Linked DNA regions of Mus musculus: region 1 is linked to region 2. A link is a loop called in an ENCODE intact Hi-C map of the cell type or tissue named here. Cell type or tissue: left cerebral cortex. All regions are shown on one strand. Each heading gives the region's core, and the rest is flanking DNA. Links, peaks and the distances in the headings are about the cores only.

What was found. Peaks named below come from ENCODE experiments on the same cell type or tissue, not always from the same donor. Only the 100,000 strongest peaks of a DNase experiment are listed, where the experiment ranks them.
Region 1: it touches region 2 in a loop (6-fold over the local background); 16 of 42 quality-filtered maps call a loop at or near these places.

The regions. Positions count from the first base shown.
Region 1 is chr19:29,366,863-29,375,935 of GRCm38, forward strand. It overlaps Cd274 (CD274 antigen), which reads left to right and starts at 576. Exons shown (of 7, transcript NM_021893.3): 1 at 576-644; 2 at 5,592-5,657; 3 at 6,696-7,037. The coding sequence starts at 5,606. It also overlaps a transcript of Plgrkt not described here. In left cerebral cortex, for the core only: a CTCF peak has its summit at 3,877 (motif pointing left); DNase peaks (open chromatin) are centred at 5,448, 6,840 and 6,955; H3K4me3 peaks cover 1,241 bases; H3K27ac peaks cover 430 bases.
Region 2 is chr19:29,496,771-29,505,869 of GRCm38, forward strand. A930007I19Rik (RIKEN cDNA A930007I19 gene) reads right to left here. Exons shown (of 4, transcript NR_015567.3): 4 at 6,893-8,808. Among named protein-coding and RNA genes, the nearest start is that of A930007I19Rik, 21 kb to the right of the region's middle. In left cerebral cortex, for the core only: a CTCF peak has its summit at 4,938 (motif pointing left); DNase peaks (open chromatin) are centred at 4,529, 4,940 and 5,454; H3K4me3 peaks cover 497 bases.

The DNA.
Region 1 (9,073 bases), core at 1,074-9,073, 130 kb before region 2:
GGCTAGTTTGGCCAGCTGCGAGCCCGAGGTTAGGTAAGAGAGACCCTCTTTCAAAAATCAAGGTGGGAGCTGTAGAGGAAGGCAACCTATGTGGATCTCCAAGCACACGCTCCCCCCCACCCCCACCCCCGACCTCAGGTTCCACTCCCACCCAAAATAGAGCTGAGTTGTTTACTCTGGACTGTTTCTTTGAGGGAACCTGATTTACAAGAAAGCTAATGCAGGTTTCACTTTCACTTTTAGTTTCGTTTTTAAATAGTGTTTGTTTGTTTTTGTTTTTATCGACAGCCTCTCAGTAGCAGCCCGGTTGTCTTGGAGCTCTCTCTATAGACCAGAGACTCACCTGCCACTGGCTCCTGAGTACTGGAATTAAGGCGTGTGTCACCGCACCGAAGCCTAGTTTCGTTTTTTCTTAAACTGTGAATATCCCAAAGCTGACTCTAAAGTCATCCGCAGGAAATACTATGAGATAAACTCATGCTCAAAGGGACTGGGTGGCTTCGGTTTCACAGACAGCGGAGGTTGGACAAGGCTTCCGCGGAGTGGGCGGGGCTCTGAACTCGAGATAAGACCAGGAAATCGTGGTCCCCAAGCCTCATGCCAGGCTGCACTTGCACGTCGCGGGCCAGTCTCCTCGCCTGCAGGTAAGGGAGCATCTTCTCGCGGAATCCGCTTGCAGGGCACTTTAAAGAGCCAGAATCCCTAGACCTTTTTAGGACGGAGAAGGGAACCGGTTTCCTGGGAAAGTTAAGAACTCAGAATCCGCAGTTTTGTGTGTTTATGGATCTTGTGGGTAGGTAGCTGGGTCAGAAGAGATGAATTAATTGGTCCTAGCGCGACTTGACTGTTTGCTAGCAATGACTGGGTCTTTCCACTTGAAGCATCTCCGGAGGTCCCTTCCTCTGTCGAGGTCTAGGATGCTGGAGCTTAAGATTTTCATTCTATCTGCCCAGAGAACCTAAAGGATTTTTGGAAGAAAATGTCCCAAACAGTTCTTAGATACAGTGACCTAGGCTATGTTAAAGTTTAGGTTGGGGTTGTCATAAGAGGTGAAAGTACAATATTCTATCTTTTTTTAAAAATAAATTATTACAGGTGCTTTCCTATGAATTACTTAGCCAGTTTTTTTTTAATTGCTATATTCCATTGTGCTGGGTTATTAAAGGGCATCACTCTCCCACTGAGGAATGCACAGGTTAGTAATAGTGCCTTACTAGCTCAGTCATCCACTGACCATCTGTGTATGTGACTGTCTGGAATATGGCTAGGTATTTCATTTAGATAAACTCTTATATGTATAAGTACTTCATTATGTTTGAGTGTCTGAAAGGCCTTTGTGTAGAAAAAAAAAAAACAACAACCTGAGAATACATTCCAGAAAGTATCCGCAGCTGATGATGATAGTGACCAAGCGGTGTTTAAGGAGAACTTTATACAGGGAAAATATTCACCTTTCCCAGCTGAGCATCATAGATAGGAAGACATGATAGTGGTTATATGCTGCTCTAAGGAGGGATGGAGAAGGGATGGATTTGAGCACAGGGTTCAGGATCATTTGATAGAATTTGAAAACTGGGTAAATTTTCACTCTTTTGAGAAAGGAAGTTTGCATCTGCTTCCCCTCCCCGCCCCAGGCACTCTTCCCCCCCCCATCCCCCCCCGTGCCCCCCCCCCCCATGGGAAGATAAAGAAGTGGCGTTCCAAGATCTTCATCTGGACTTCCCCTGGGACAAACCTATTTCCCCATCTTGAATGAGCGTCACTTCTTTACTTTAAACTCTGTTCTGTGAAAGGCTCTCAGCTCTTGTCTGGGAATTTGTGAAAGGTTACAGTTTCTTGCCGGAGGGAGGGAGAAGGTGACCCTGGACTCTTAGCCCATGTAAGAGGTGCAGGTTTAGAGGTCAAAGGCCATGCTGATTTACATGGTCCCTGAATTTCCCCTTTTGATCTACTGCTCACACCTGCACCCTGAGAGCCAGGGAGGGGAGGATATGATACTGAAGAAGGTGACTATCAGACCCAACCCATCACCTTTCAGACTTTATACTAAGCTTTAAAGCAGACTCATAAGCAATAGATAACTGTTCCAACTGAGTCTGCCATCAACGTAGGAAAAATTAGGTACAGTCTTCAGTGGATATCATGTACCTCATTGTGACTGTCTAGTACTCGGCTTGGCCATTTCTCCCAGGGCCTCATTGCAACAGTCACTGTGTCCTCACAGGCCTGGATGTCATCCTGCCTCATCTGCTTGGGCAGATGAACTGGAGAGATATGATTAATAATGAGTCATTTGATTTTGCTCTTTTTGTAAATGTCCTTGGTTTGGTTTGGTTTGTTTATTTTTTGTTTTGTTGTTGTTGTTTGTTTTTATTTTCATGCTCTTGTTGTTGTTTGAGACAGAGTCTCACTATGTAGCCCAGGCTAGCCTCTTCCCCCAGTCTCTCAGATGCTGTTGCATCTGCCCTTTTCTAACATCAATGATTCATAATAATCAGCAAGAAGGCTATGACCTTAACAGTCAAAATAAGTAATCAGGTAATTATTGAGAGCTAAATATTTATTTAAACAAATCAAGTTGCATTTTTCAAGAATTGAATGGGGGGATCTAAAAAGTAATGTTTGTGCTGCACAAAGATGTAGTGGTATCAGTTGCCATAGTCTTTCTCCCTAGATCCGCAGATCTCCTTAGGGAAATCTATAATTCAAGCCTAAACTTGGACCTGGTACACAACTGGTACTCGCCCAAACATTGGCCAAGCACACACATATTTGTGACTCTGAAAAAAGGGACAACACATAACAGCAAAGGCGCTCCGTGTTAGGGGCCTGTTAAATACAAGACTTGGGGAAATTATGCCATAATCTTACATTTTAAAAATGGCTATTACATGTGTGAGACAACGGGGGCTGGAGAGATACCTCAGAGGTACTAGGCACACATATGGCAAGCAGATGTACAAGCAGGCAAAACATTCTTAAAAAACAAAAACAAAACCCCAAAACAGATTTCTTTCTATATTATTTATATGGGGTTCTGCCTGCGTGTACACCTGAAGGGCAGAGGAGAGCACCAGGTCTCATAGGTGGTTGGTTGTAAGCTACCATATGGTTGCTAGGAATTAAACTCAGGACTTTGGTAAGAGCAGCCAGTGCTCTTAACCTCTGAGCCATCCCTCCAGTCCCAGACAAAACACTCTTACACATAAAATAAATCAATCTTTAAAAGTGTAGAGGAAAATGGCTGAACAGAAACTATTGACAGACATGCTGAGAGTGGTCACCGTTTCTCCAGCTTGGCACTGGTGGTGCTGTAGGCCATCTCAGTGTCTGTCACCTTGGGGCGGGGCGGGGGGCGGGAGGGGGGGAAGGCGGCAGGGCAGGGTCTTGGCAGCATCTCGGGCCTCTATTTCATCACATCAGTAACAGCTCTCCTTCGTCCCAAGCAAGCTTTGGCAACCAAATAAATATGTTAGCCAATATTACCAAACGGTCCCTAGAGGAGAATGTGTGTAATGTGCCTACATTCGTTTTTATAACAACACCAACAATATCCAACCATAAAAATAAACTGAAATGGTCACTCTACCTCAGTGACAACGTCTGAGCTCCGTTTCAGGGTCCCTCACAAGAAATTCGATAGGTGTAATGATTTATTTTTCCTAATAAGTAAAATGATTATTCACTCATTTGAAAATTGGACACACACACAAAAAAATGAAGAAAAAATTTGCTATTTCATCTCTCCTTTTCTATCTCTTTCCCTTTAAAAAAAGTATAAATGTGGGCTAAAGAGATGGCTCAGCAGTTAAGAGCACTGGCTGCTCTTCCGGAGGTACTGAGTTCAAACTGCACCAACCACATGGTGGCTCACAACCATCTGTAATGGGATCTGATGCCCTCTTCTGGTGTGTCTAGAGACAGTGACAGTGTACTCACATACATAAAATAAGTAAAAAAAAAAAAAACAAAACTTTTTTTTAAGTATAAATGTGTAAGAACTTACCTGTCTTCCCTATAAAAGCCACAATTACCTTTGCAGATAATCACTGTCAGGCAGTGTCTTCAAGAGAAGTGGGGTTGTTCTACGACACAAGAATATTTTTGTTTATATACTACCCTCTAAGCTCCTTCCTACTTCTCTGCAAACTCATCCCCTGTGCATATACTGAAATCTATCCGTCACGGTATTTTGAGTATACACAGTTATCCGTCACGGTATTTTGAGTATACACAGTTTTATTAGCTAATACATGGGGTATTTCAAGTCTGGGACTGTTGTTGGCTGTGTCATCTCTGTTACATATGACTTATATTTTCTAAGATGAATTTCCAAGACAGGAATAGAGAGATCATACGACATGCACAGTTAAAGTTTTAAGAGATTACAAAATTGACCTTTAAGAAGCTATACAATTTCACATCCTTTCCAGGAAAGGTCAAGAAATCCCTGTATCTTCACTAATGCTACCTATGAGGAGTCTGTAATTTTGGTAGAGCAGAAGGTCCAAATGGTATCACAGATCCTCCATGGACTTTCTTATCGAGAGCGTTCTTTCCGCTTTTATTGATTATCCTTCGAGCTATGTGAGACTCTCATCCGTCTTCCTCTTGACCGATGTATAGTTTTCTCACTGAGTTCAGAGGCTAGGATGCAGAAGCCGTCCTCGTCAGCTTTATACACCTTTCAGATTGACTGTGAATGAGCACACAGGTCAGAGAGACGGTAAGGGAAGACCTACTCTCCCATGAACGTTGTAAACATGCGAATAACACAGAAGCAGAAAATGTAAACTATTAGACTGGCTGGAATGTAGCGCTCACCTTTGAGCCCACTCCTTTAGACACCGGTTTCATGGAAGAATGGCTCCTGTTTCCCACCTGCTGCTTCAGCAGTGCCCCAAATAGTGCCAGATTCAGAGGAGATACTCAGTGTTTGCCGAGTGAATTAGGAAAGTGTTCAGCGGAGGGGACACTAGCATTCAGACATCCAGACCTTAGAGTAACCGGGCCAGATGGAAGTCTCCTTCCTTCCCATAGCTGTTACCACTGTACTGTCTTTACTGGGGAAAAGATTTATCATGTGGAATAGGTGCGAGGCAGAGGTGAGATTTTAATGGGGAGGAAGCATTGAAAAGTGAAAGTGAAAATTGGATGCTCTTTGCTTTGAAGCTTTGCCTAAAGCAGGTTTTAGCTTTCAAATACGTTTCAATGTTGAAAGAACGCATGATACATATGGAGGGGGGCCTGGGGGGGGTCCTTGGCTGAGTTTGAATGTACATTAACAATCTGGGGGGCTAATAACTCAATGTAAAGCTGCTGATCCCATCATACTGACTTCTTTCCACTTGGTTCTACATGGCTTTGAGTTACAAAATGAAAGCATTGAATTTTGAACTGTTCAGCTGTGTTTCCACACTTGCAAATCGGTTGTTGGCCAGCCCTCAGAATTGCTTCAGTTACAGCTGGCTCGTCTGCTCTTTCCAGACTGGCTTTTAGGGCTTATGTATATATGAGAAGGACACATTTACTAGTGTCTCCTTGCTCTGCTATTGAAATTAAGCAGACCTCTCTGTGTTTCCCGTTACTAGATAGTTCCCAAAACATGAGGATATTTGCTGGCATTATATTCACAGCCTGCTGTCACTTGCTACGGGGTAAGTCACCAAATCTTTTCAGTGGGTTCTATATTTTCAATATTTTAGCTATGAATTAAAAATGGAAGTAATTTGTGGGGTGTGTATGTGTGTGTATATGTGTGTGTAGAGGGGGGTCTGTGTGTATGTGCAGTTGCTAGGCACACATAAAGCGTTCATAGGACAACCTAGAGCTTAGTCCTCACCTTCTACCTTGTTTGAGACAAGGTCTCTTATTTGTTGTACATTGCTGAGTCCTGTAGTTCGGCTAGCTCAGAACCTCCTGGGGGCTCTCCTGTCTCCACCTCCCAGTCCACTGAGATTGTAGGCACATGCTACTGCACCTGGCTTCTACCTGGTCTCTGGGGATTTGAACTTGGGTCCATGGGCTACACAGCAAGTCGTTTACTTACTGGGCAATCACTCCATCCCCTAAGATAATTATAAGGAATATACCTTGCTTATCCAAACACATTCTCATTCTCCTTTGCCATAAATAAGTTACTTGGCAAATATATTGTATGTATTTTTAATAAATAAATAAAATCTTAAAAATAAATAAAATTATTTGTGAAGACAAAAAAAATAAGTTACTTGGAAAGGATGAAGGAAAATACTGGAGCTTTGGGTGTGGTTTAGTAGTAGAACACTTGGCTGATGTAAAAAAAAAGCCCTAGGTGCAATCCCAACACCAGAAACAAATGAAGGAATGAACAACAACCGCCCCCACCCCCCAGGGGATGAATATAAAAATATCAGGTAATACAGAACTAACAGGTGATCCGTTTCCTATGAATAACTACTGAACATTCCCAGGGAGGTGGCCCACTGATAATATATTTTTATTTATTGGTTCCTTTTAAACAAGACTGGGAATATATTATCTAGCTTGCATCACCACCACCACCCCCCACCCCCGCCCCATGAAGTTATTTCAAAGAAGAATTTTAGTGTTCATGTGATTCCCTAAATAAAATGATAGTAACCTTTTACCCAGGTTTTCAGATGTGTTTGGAGGAGTTTTCTGTCTTCTGAGGGCTGGTCCTCTTTCCTTTTCAGCGTTTACTATCACGGCTCCAAAGGACTTGTACGTGGTGGAGTATGGCAGCAACGTCACGATGGAGTGCAGATTCCCTGTAGAACGGGAGCTGGACCTGCTTGCGTTAGTGGTGTACTGGGAAAAGGAAGATGAGCAAGTGATTCAGTTTGTGGCAGGAGAGGAGGACCTTAAGCCTCAGCACAGCAACTTCAGGGGGAGAGCCTCGCTGCCAAAGGACCAGCTTTTGAAGGGAAATGCTGCCCTTCAGATCACAGACGTCAAGCTGCAGGACGCAGGCGTTTACTGCTGCATAATCAGCTACGGTGGTGCGGACTACAAGCGAATCACGCTGAAAGTCAATGGTAAGAATTACCCTGGATGGGGAAGGCTTCATCCGTATTTAAAACAGCTCCCTAATGTTGAGAGCTCTTCATTCTTGAGAGTTCGCACGCACTTCTCACAGAACAACAGCAGCCTGTTCTTCTCGCTCGTTTGTTCATTCGTTCGTTCACACACTTCACCAGTGAAAAAGCCTAGCACTGTGTGTTTGATAGTAACTTGAGATTCAGTACCAGATAATACTCAGCCATGCTTTGCAGTCAGTACCATGATCTTGCAAAGGTGAAATGCCAGGTGTTTGTTTCTTATCATAAATGCAATATATAATATATTACATAGATGTATAGATATAACTGTGTAACATGCAATAAGATATAATATGCATATATTTCATATAACATAATGTATAATATATAATGTATAATAATATATACTACAATATATAGTTATATGCATAGTTATATATTGCATTTATGATAAAAAGCAAACACCTGGCATTTCACTTTTGCAAGCTTTTTGAATTACTTGTAAATATATATACATGCAAACATACATACACACACATGTTTTTTTACAAGTAATTTGAATGTCATGGAAAGAAATAGAATCATAAAAATGTCCCTCCTCCCTAACTACCATCTTCTAAGCATAAATATACAGTAACTACTATTTGTACATCCCTCCATGACTTTTTGATTGGATTACTGTTTATATTTAATCTATCAGGCTTAGCACATTTTCTTTCCTTTGAATACCTCCATACAAAATTCAATGTGTGTTTATATATATATGTATATATATAGTTATATCATATCATATATCATACAAAGTTTTATATATGTATACATATATAAACACACATATCTACACATACATACACATTTTTTATATATATACACAATATATAATGTATATGTGTGTGTGTGTGCATATACCTCTATATCTATCTATCTATCTATCTATCTATCTATCTATCTATCTATCTATCTATAGCTTCTACTGTAAGGGTCACTTTTTAAAAAATTAAGGTTAATCTATGAAGGATGAGAAGTGAAGATCTTAAGTGTAGAAGAAGCCGTTCTTCCACAGAGATGGTACAGGCTACACTCAGCAGGCATGCATTCATTTTCAGGGCCTGCATCTCTGGGAGTGCTGAGGAGGAACTATGAGTGTAAGTTCCTGGGTAACGAGCCACAGAAATGTCATCAGGTCCCTTGAGTTCACGGTTCTGGGTTGGAACTAACTAAGGGAAGGAAAACACCTTGCTAACCACCCCTGCTTTCACTGTTGGGTTGCATAGACCTGAGAGCTTCACTCATCGCAGGCGTGCACACAGCCAGCCCAGTTGCCCACCAGGACTGGAAATCCCCAAGGCTCTCCTCTTCACATACCTCCCACAGTGGTGTCCCTCGAATCAGGTCCCTTTCGTGGTCTGCGGAAACTTCACCTTGATGGACACTGAGCCGAACCCCGTCTTCTCCAGGCAGACGTTGCAGATGGTCTGCCTGCTCCTTTTCGGTTTTCATAATAACTTTAAAACTATTTGGCTAGAATCAGATAGTCTCCTTCGATCTTTTTACTCCTAAACTAGTGTGAAGCTCAATATTATACATAGGAAAAATTCACATTCCTCATAAGGGATCACGGCAGTTATTAACGCAATCTTATGTAGAGATTAGGAAAAATGTGTCCATTCGACAGTTTATTAATGGGTCTGTGATGGTGGGTCGCTTAGAGCTTATGAAGATGCCACTTGCCTTATTTCGGTGCTTGGCTCTAACTTCCATTACCTTTTACTTACAATTCTTCATTTGTGACACTCATGAAAGGAGACTCGGGATATGGTTGTTAATATCTTGAGCAGCTGTTAGTACATCAGCAAATATGAGGCTCCTGTTTGGTTCCAAGATTTTTAAAGACATTGTGAAGCTGGAAGGCCATGAGCAGTCAAAGTTGCTGGACCTGGGGCACTGGAAGGAGCTCAAGGCGGGCAGTCAGGAAGAAGGGAGCAGGGTGTAAGCCTCTGTGACAAGAGGTCTCTCATGGCTTGTTAGGAGTA
Region 2 (9,099 bases), core at 413-8,412:
TACTATGACCTCCAAGAGCCCATTTATGCAAAGGCCAAAACCGGGGGAATTGCAGTTTCCTCTTTAAAAGGTAATACAGTATGCTGACTTTTTGTGTTTTATTCTCTGGAATATTTATAGACGGCAATGAACTAGTCAATTCCTTTTTGCTTTATGAAAATAAGTGAAGGGACGAGAATGCTTCAGCAGTTTAGAAGACTTGCTGCTCGCGTGCAGAGACCTTGAGTTCAGCTCCCAGCACCCATGTCAGACAGTACACAGCTGCCTGTAAGTCCAGCCCCAAGTGTTACAAAACCACCCGACCTCTGTCCTCTGTGAGCACCAACTCTCTCTCTCTCTCTCTCTCTCTCTCTCTCTCTCTCTCTCTCTCTCTCTCACACACACACACACACAGACACCAAAATCCAGAAAAGTTAAATTCTAGGATGTTATTTTTTAATTAGTTGTTTAAATTAGCATATATAACAGTGAGCTTCATCCATACATTTTTGGTCCTACCAACCCCTACCCACCTACCCTGCCCCTGCCCTTGCCCTGCCCATGTTCCCCCTGTGATCTGGCCCCTGCCCCTGCCCTGCCCATGTTCCCCCTGTTATCTGGCCCCTGCCCCTTGCCTGCCCCCACCCCACTGCCCCGCCCCTCACCCCACCATCCTGCCCTGGTCCTTTTCTTATCCAGTTTCCCTCCAGCTCTGTTTTCACACCACATTATCTTCTCTCATCTCCTCATTAGCTCTTCCTTACAACCTCTCCTCCTCCTCCTCCTCCTCCTCTTCCTCTTCTTTCTCCTCCTCCCCTCCCTCCTCCTCCTCTTCATCCTCCTCCTCTTCGTCCTCCTCCTCCTCTTCTTAATGTTCCTCTCTACTTTCATGAGCTTTCTCCCAACACACATATACAAATACACAAAAAAAATTAAAAGCTAGGGCCTGGAGAGATGGCTCTGTGGTTAGGAGCAGTGGCTGCTCTTTGAGAGGACTTGGGTTCAATTTCCAGCTTCCGTATAGTAGCTTACAGTTGTCTGTAATTCTAGTCCCAGGAGCTCTGACCCTCTCTGCTGGCCTCTTCTCACACTAGGCTCACACACGGTACATAAACATATGTCCAGACAAAACACTCATGCACATAAAATAAAATTTTATTTTATGTGCATTTTTTCCTGAAAGTGTTATGATTTCATAAATAAATAAAATCCTGTTGTATACATCTGTCACAGCAGGATAGTTCTCCTTATCCACTCATCTGACTGGTTCTGTTTCTCAGCTACTGTAAGCAGTGCGATAAGAAGCATAGACATGCAAGCTCTAGGAAGTGCTGTCTTGGAGTCCTTCCGGTGTACACGGAGAAACAGCACACCCAGTCACTGTGGTTCCGTTTTAATTTCCCATCCGACGTGTATAAGGCTCCTCTTTCCCTACACCCTCGCTCCATTTGTTGTCATTGGCTTCCTTGGTATTAGCCATCCCAGAATGTCATCTAACAAGCAATTCTGATTCATTATTTATAAAGATGTGGCTGGAAATTATTTGTCAAACCAGGTCAGACCTTGCTCTGAGGTCCAGGACCTCAGAAGACAGCAGAAGGTCTTCTTTTGAATGACCACATAGCAACAGGTAGCCAAATTTCTTACTGTATGTCATGAAACTGCTTCAGAGCTCAGTTTTAAAACTTTAATTAAACACCAAAAACGCTAACATACGGCTTGTGTGTAAGAACGGCAGCAGCCATAAAAAAACAGTCTTAAGTTCTCACCGTGTATCAGGCACGAGTCTACATATGGATTTTTTTTCTCCATAACAATCCTCCTCCTGTTTGTCATATACCACTGTTGTCCTCATTTTTAAATGCATTTTTATTATTTTTACTTCAGGTGATCCTGAAGGCAGGAGGGGGCTGCTAGTGTTCCTGAACTAGAATCAGAGGCAGTTGTGAGTTGATCAGCATGGACACTGGCAGTCGATCTGGACCCCCACCAAGAACAGTGTGCTCCTAACTGTGGAGCCATTGCTCCAGCCCCTTTGTTTCCATTTAATGTTCGAGGCACAGAGAATCACGTGCTCAGAGTCACAGCTAACTAGTAGGCCTGGCACACCATATCCAGATTCCACACACATTTGATTTCTTGTCTGGCAATTGATTTCCCCAGTTGGAAAAATCATATCTCTAGCTACTCTCCTTCAATATATCTGCTTGAGTAATTGAGTGTTAAATTCAATAGTGTTTTTTCAGACAGCTCCCTTTTCCAAAGTCCATGGAGAAGCTGGCTATCAGCCCATGAAGCCTTGTGCACTTCCGACATGAAGGAACCAGATGAGACCAGCTCTTGTGTATTGGCAGGGAGAAGGGGGTCTTTCCATTCACTTAGCATGAAGCATCTTGAGGCTGTGGCCTTCCCTGTCCCCCCAGCCTCCACAGCAGCCAGCCTCTATCGAGGAGGTCTGAGTATCAAGTTCACACGATCAGCCTCAAAGACATGTCATGTGCTCCTGATGCAGGAAGATCTGGCCTCAGCCTTGCTGAAACTCACATGCTTCATGGGTAGGCATTTAAGGAAACAACTGACCATAAATCTTAAGAAAGAACATGCGTGCGGATGCAGATAAACTATCAGTTTCCTTTCCTTTTGCTGAAAGTGTGAGCAATATTATAAAAACGAAAAAAGAAGGCTTCAAGTCATTCTATTGATAATCCTGTCCTGTGGATGAGAAAACACCGAACCTTGGGATAGTATAGCTGTGGCAGAAATCTAAACCCACCCCCCACAAAGCAAGAAAACCACTTTGAAATACCATGCTCATGATGCGCAACTAATCTGTGACTTGAAAAAAAATAGTTTTAGCTCATTTTCTTGGAAGAACAAAGAGGGAGATAGAGAAAGAGAGAAGAAGGATGAGGATGAGAAGAAGAGGAAGAGGAAGAAAAGGAAGAGAAGGGAAAGAAAACAAAACAAACAAACAAAGAAGTTTGTGTGGTAGAAATGGCTCCTAGGATAAGACACATGGCTCAGAGTGAACATTTTCATTTACTTAAAGTTTAATTACTCACCCACTCCATAATTCTAGGGCATCAGGCTCACACAGTAGCTTAAAAACGGAGGCATGTCTGGTCTTTGGCCTCTTCGCTGCTGTGCTGCTATCTGCTTGTCCTTCGATGTCTGATGGGACCCTTTTATCTTGGCAGAATTCTGAGACACTCTCAGGAGAGTCCTTCTTTTGTTCGCAGGCCTACATAAGGAATCTTGCTGCTGTGTTTGGGTCCACAGCACTCAGGGCCAGGCCCCCACAGGCTCTGTTCTCCTCCTGGAGGTCTCAACCTGTGTATGGAACTGTGACAAGTGAGACCAGTTCTCCGACTCTTACAGAATCCATTTCAAATCCGCTGCCCCTACCCTGACTTGCTCTGCACAGAATGCTTGCCTGCTCTTTCTCTTCTCAGGGACAGGCCACCTTTCTCCTCTTCCCCTCCAAAACCCCAGTCTTCCACTCTCTGTCCTTGCTTGCTTTTTCTGTCGCTGCGATAAATCAATCTAATCAATATTACTAAAGCAATTTGGAGAAAAGGCTGAGGCAGAAAGATCACCTGGGTTCATAGGTTCAAGACTAAACTGGACAACAGAGCCAGAACCTTTTTTTTTTTTAAAAGAGGAAAAGAAAGCTGGAGGAGAAGAAGAATGGGGGAGGGAGGAATGGTGGAAATAGACAGTATATGTTGTGGGGTAATATCCTGTAGAATATAGGTCACGGGTGTCAGCCTCCTACTTCTAATGATTGTGACATGGGCTTTGCCAAGAAGAAACCTGAGGCAATTTACTCAATCTGATATATTTCCTCAGACCAATAAAGGTCAGAGGACAAATGGCCTTTATACAATGTTATTCCTTATGACAACACTTATAATAGAAGCCACCTGAAAATAATCTACACTTCTACTGATAAGTAGCTGGTTAAAAGGTAATTGTATTCTTCTTAAGTCGAATACAATTCAGCCATAAATTGGCATAAGGAAGATCTCTGTGAACTGCTGTAGAGAGATCTTTAGGGTATTTTATGTGGAAATAAAATCATGGTGCAGGACTCAAGTATGCCATAGTTTGAGTAAATCGTTGAAAGGAGCATGTCTTTATCTATACGGTTGCATGTTTATAAGTATGGGAACCCAAAAGAGTCGGTTACTTAGAGAGAAGAACTGGGTGGATGTGGAACAGGGAAGTGAGAAAGGAGACAGAACCCCGGAGCATCCCGGCAGGAGATCCATGCCATATTCAAGAGGCATAACCACAGGATTCTTTCCAAGGGTGTGGACAGGGCTAAGAGCAAAAGACAGGGACATAGCGAGCAAGCTTCGGAGGAGAAGCGCTGCGGTCCGAGGTCCTGAGGAACAAGGGAGGCAGGGGAGGGAATTAGCGAACCGGCACTCAAAGAAAGCTTTTGTTGGTGAGAAAGAACAAGAAACCCAGCCACTGTGGCCTCACTCCTCCAGCTGAGAAGATAGTGGGCTAGAGGGTCCCACTCAACCCTCTCCTGACTGTGAATCGCTTATTAGTGCCTCCTAGTGGGCAAATTGCTGATGTCGCCGAACAGAAAGGGTTGTCTCAGCCTCCTTTCCGCTAAGCCCCTGGAGCTGACCCTGCAGCTGCAGCACTGTTCTGGAGGGCATACAGGGAACAGTCGCCATTGCTTTCTCTGTAGCTCTGAGGAGTTTCTCTGAGTTTAACCACACAAATATGAAACATATGAAAAGGAGACAACTTTCGTCCACACACAGTAATAGTAATAACAATAATGATAATCATTAAATATTAACAATTAATAATAACTAATATAATAATAAAATTTAAAACCCTCCAAATGAAGGGTTGGAGAAATAAGTTTCCAAGACCTTTCTCCCAGTCTAACTTGTCTCTGAAGCTCGTTTCACCAAGTCTCAGTCCACGGCGCCACCTAGCGTCCAGGAGGAGCTTCACATGCTAGCCCTACTGCCTCCAAGCCTCCTGGCAGGTAAGCGGTTTTCACTGTCAATCAGACTCAATTGGGAATGATCTTCCATAAAAGGGGGATATATTTTGAAACTTAAAATATTTGGAGTTTTTTTTTCTTTTAGAACAATAGTGGGAAATTATCTACATTCATTTTTAGATTGATTCATTATTATGATTTTTCTGGGAGAATATCTTTCAAACTGCTTCTAAGGTAAATACCGCCTGTGACACCCCCCACCCCTACCCCACTAAAGATTCTGTGAGCGGCTTCTGAGTTTGTCCCTCCCCACTTACGTGTTCTTAATACAGAGCATCTCAATCCTGGCTGCAAAACACTCACGCGGACAAGCTTCTGCCAGAGATGTCGTTCTCACTGATTTGTGGAGGGGCTGTTTAAAGCATTAATGGGCACAGCGACCAGGAGCCCTTGCTTGTGCTACTGAGGGCCCTGAGGTGAGGTACGCACCTGCGACTAGGAGGTGCAACTAGGCCCGTGTAAAGGATGTTCGAGCTCCGTGTTCCTGCTCCTGATTGCACACTTTGCACCCTGCCTCCTCTTCTGCCATCACAGGTCTACCCATATTCCAGGGCCTGACTCAGAGTTATCTCCTCTAAGACTTGCTCCATTCTCATTCCCAACGTTAGAGTCTCTGATAACTTTAACAATGACTTCTATAATTCTTTTTTTATAATAGAAAAAAAAAATTTTTTTTTTGTTTTTACATAGGGGCTCACTATGTAGCCCAAGCTAGCCTGAAAGTCATTCTTGCCTCAGATATCTTGAGTTCTGGGATTACAGAACCATTATCATAATGGTAATAATTACCATATAATATCATATAATATTAATGCTTATAATATATTATCTAGAATATATTATGCCAAGTTTAAACTATTCATTTTAACCTACCAATTTTTAGCAGTTAAAAGTATAATATTTATGTGAGATATAAATTAAACTCTTCAAAATAGGAAGTGTGACCAACATAAGGAAACAGCTTGAAAAATGGGGGGAAATCTTTGCCAGCTATAAATGTAAATCTAGAATACACAAAAACAGCAAAAATTAAACACCTCATAAGACTAATTGCAAATTAGTAAATGGGCTGATGAACTGAACAAGCAGTTCATGGAAAAAGGAAAATAGCCAAAAGATATTTTATTAATATATCGAGCTATATATTACAGAGATATAGAAATAAAAACAATATGGTACTGGCACAAAAACAGACATGTAGACTAATGGGGGGGAAAAAGACCCAAATACAATACAAACGCACATAATAACAGCCATCTCATATTCGGCCAAGATGCCAAAAATGCACACTGGAGAAAAAAAACAGCTCATTCAACAAAAAGTGTGGGAAGAACTGGATGTCCACACGTAGAAGAATGAAATTCGAGCCGTATTTATAAACCTGCACCAAAGGCAGGCTGCAACTCTAAATGGATTGAAGATCTTATTGTGGAGCCTGGAATGCCGAAACTGTTCAAAGAAAACATGGGCAGTGGCACCGCAGGCACAAGAAATGACTTTTGTTTTGTTTCCTTTGTTTTGTTTTGTTTTTCAAAAAACAGGGTTTCTCTGTGTAGCCTTGGCTATCCTGGAACTTCCTCTGTAGACCAGGTGGGCTTCAAACTCATAGAGATCCACCTGCCTCTGCCTCCCAACTGCTGTGTTTAAAGGTGTGTGCCACCATCACCTGGCTAAGAAATGACTTTCTGAATTCAACTCCGTTTGCACAGAATTTAAGGCCAACAATTGACAAACAGAACCTCGTAAAACTAAAGAGCTTCAGTGCATCAAAGGAAATAATCAACCAAGTAAAAAGAAAGACCATGCCCCCAAAAGGATTAGTATTAATGTCTAGAATATACAAAGAACAAAAAACAAAAACAAACAAAAAACCCTGAACATCGAAGAACAAAGAACCCAAGTTTTAAAATGGGCTACGGAGCTGAACAGTACATTCTCAAAACACAAGTGGCCACAAAACATTTGAAAACATGTTCAACATCCTTAGCTATCAGGGAAGTGCAGATTTAAGCTACTTTGAGATTCCATTTTACCCCAGTCCGTGACTATGATTAGGAAAACAAATGACAACAAACGCCGGTGTCGATGTGGAGGACTGGGGACAGTCGTGTGCTGTTGGTGGGCGGGTAAACGGTGCAGTCACTTTAGAACTTGGGCTGAAAGTTCCTCTAAAGACTTTAAGTAGAATGACCACATGACCCTGCAATGTCCCTTTTGGGCACATATCCAAAGGACTTGACATCCTCTCAGAGACACTCTTACATCCATGTTCACTAGTGCTCTGTTCATGGTGATGAAGACCTAGGATCAAGCAGACATTCGCCAGCTGATGAAGGGATACGGAAAGAGTAGCACATTTATACTAGGGAATACTCAGCTGCAAAGATGTGCAGAGCTTTGGGGGGCCGCTTGGCAGGAATTTGACACTGGACCATAACAAGGAAGGGAGCTCAGGCAGGAATCTGATTTGAAGGTAGAACAAAGAAGTAGGCTTCAGGCAAGAATATGACTTTGGTCTAAAACAGGGAAGTAGGCTCAGATACCTTGGTCATCCTGATAAGCCCCTAGAAACAGTGACCAAGGGAGTAATCACAGGACTTCATTTATTGCCTTACTTGTTCCTTGACTATTTGTGTTTATTGTCTTGCTTGTTCCTCAATCTAGAACTGACCTTATTATTCGCATGTAATTAAAATGATATAAAAGCAGAGTAGGAAAGAATAAACCCACCTCAGTCTCAGGACTGGCTGGGGTCATGCTACAGTGTTGTCTAATTGTCTTTTTTTTTCTCTCTCTCTCTTTTTAATCCTCACTCCTGCCCTGGAGCACCTGTTGACTGCCTAAGCTGACTTGGTCAAAAGAAAAATGTCATGAAAATTTCAGCTAAATGGATGGAACCAGGAAATATATATTTACTAAATGAGGTCACCCAGGCCCAGAAAGACAAATGCTGCCTTTCTGTCCCACAAGAGGATCCTGCCTTCAAATACTTTGTCTTGGGTGTTTAACTTGAAGAACAAACAGATCTAGAAAACTAGAAATGGGCCACTGAGGCTGGGCATTAAGGGAGGGAAGACAATAAAATACAGTTACGATATAAGCAGAGAGGGAGGCCAGACCAACCGAAGGTTAAGCATGGGGAAGTGTAAGCAAGAGAAGGGTTAACGGAAATGAAGGGCGTCTGGAAAAGGTCCATGGAAACCTATGATCTTCAAGTCCCATTAAAAAATATAATTAGAGGGGACAGTAGAACACATGCGACACAAAAGAACAGGGAGGGAATACTGGGGGTTGAAGGGTTAAGTGTAGATGGAGGCAGTGGGGTGGGAAGGAGGGGGTGGGTACGATGTGAGCTAACCAAGACTTAGGACATATGAAAACGATTTATGGAAAACCACAAGTACGTATGCTAATTTAACTTGTTTTTGTTTTTGTTTTTCAAAGAAACAGTCTAAACAGAGGTGCTCTGCATTAGTGGAGGAAGCTGCTCCCAACAGACATAGGTTATTAAATAAAAGTCTCAGTGCCAAGTATGAATAAGGTAGCAATCAGGAAGCCCTAAAATAACACGAGCGCTTGCCATTGTTCTGGGTGAGCCAGCAGAACTAGATGGTCAGATCATATTGGTGAGAAGACTCCACATACTTTGTTTGCAGGACATAAAGAAATTAACGGTGCCTTGACTAGGAGACTAGGAGACTGTCTATCCACTGGCTAGCTTCTCATCATGATGGGAGGAGCTGTAGAGGCTGCTGGGGTCTTTCCCTCCACTGGATCCCGCATGCTGCAATACTAACCTGCCAGATCAGACAGGCAAAATTAATCAGACTTTTACGGGAGGGTAGGGTTTTGAATACGAAATATCCTATATAAAGCACAGGCATTTAAACTCTTCATTGCCCACTTGAGAGTGCTCTCTGGGAAGACTTAGGAGGTGTGGCCTGCTGGAAGAAGTATGTCACTGGGGGCAGGCTTTGGGAGGGTTTGACTTGGTTCCACTTCCGGTTCTCTCTCCGCCCTGCCCCCCAGCTTCCTGCTTAGGCTGCCACGCCCACGTGCTGCCACACCTCCTAACCATGGTGGGCTCT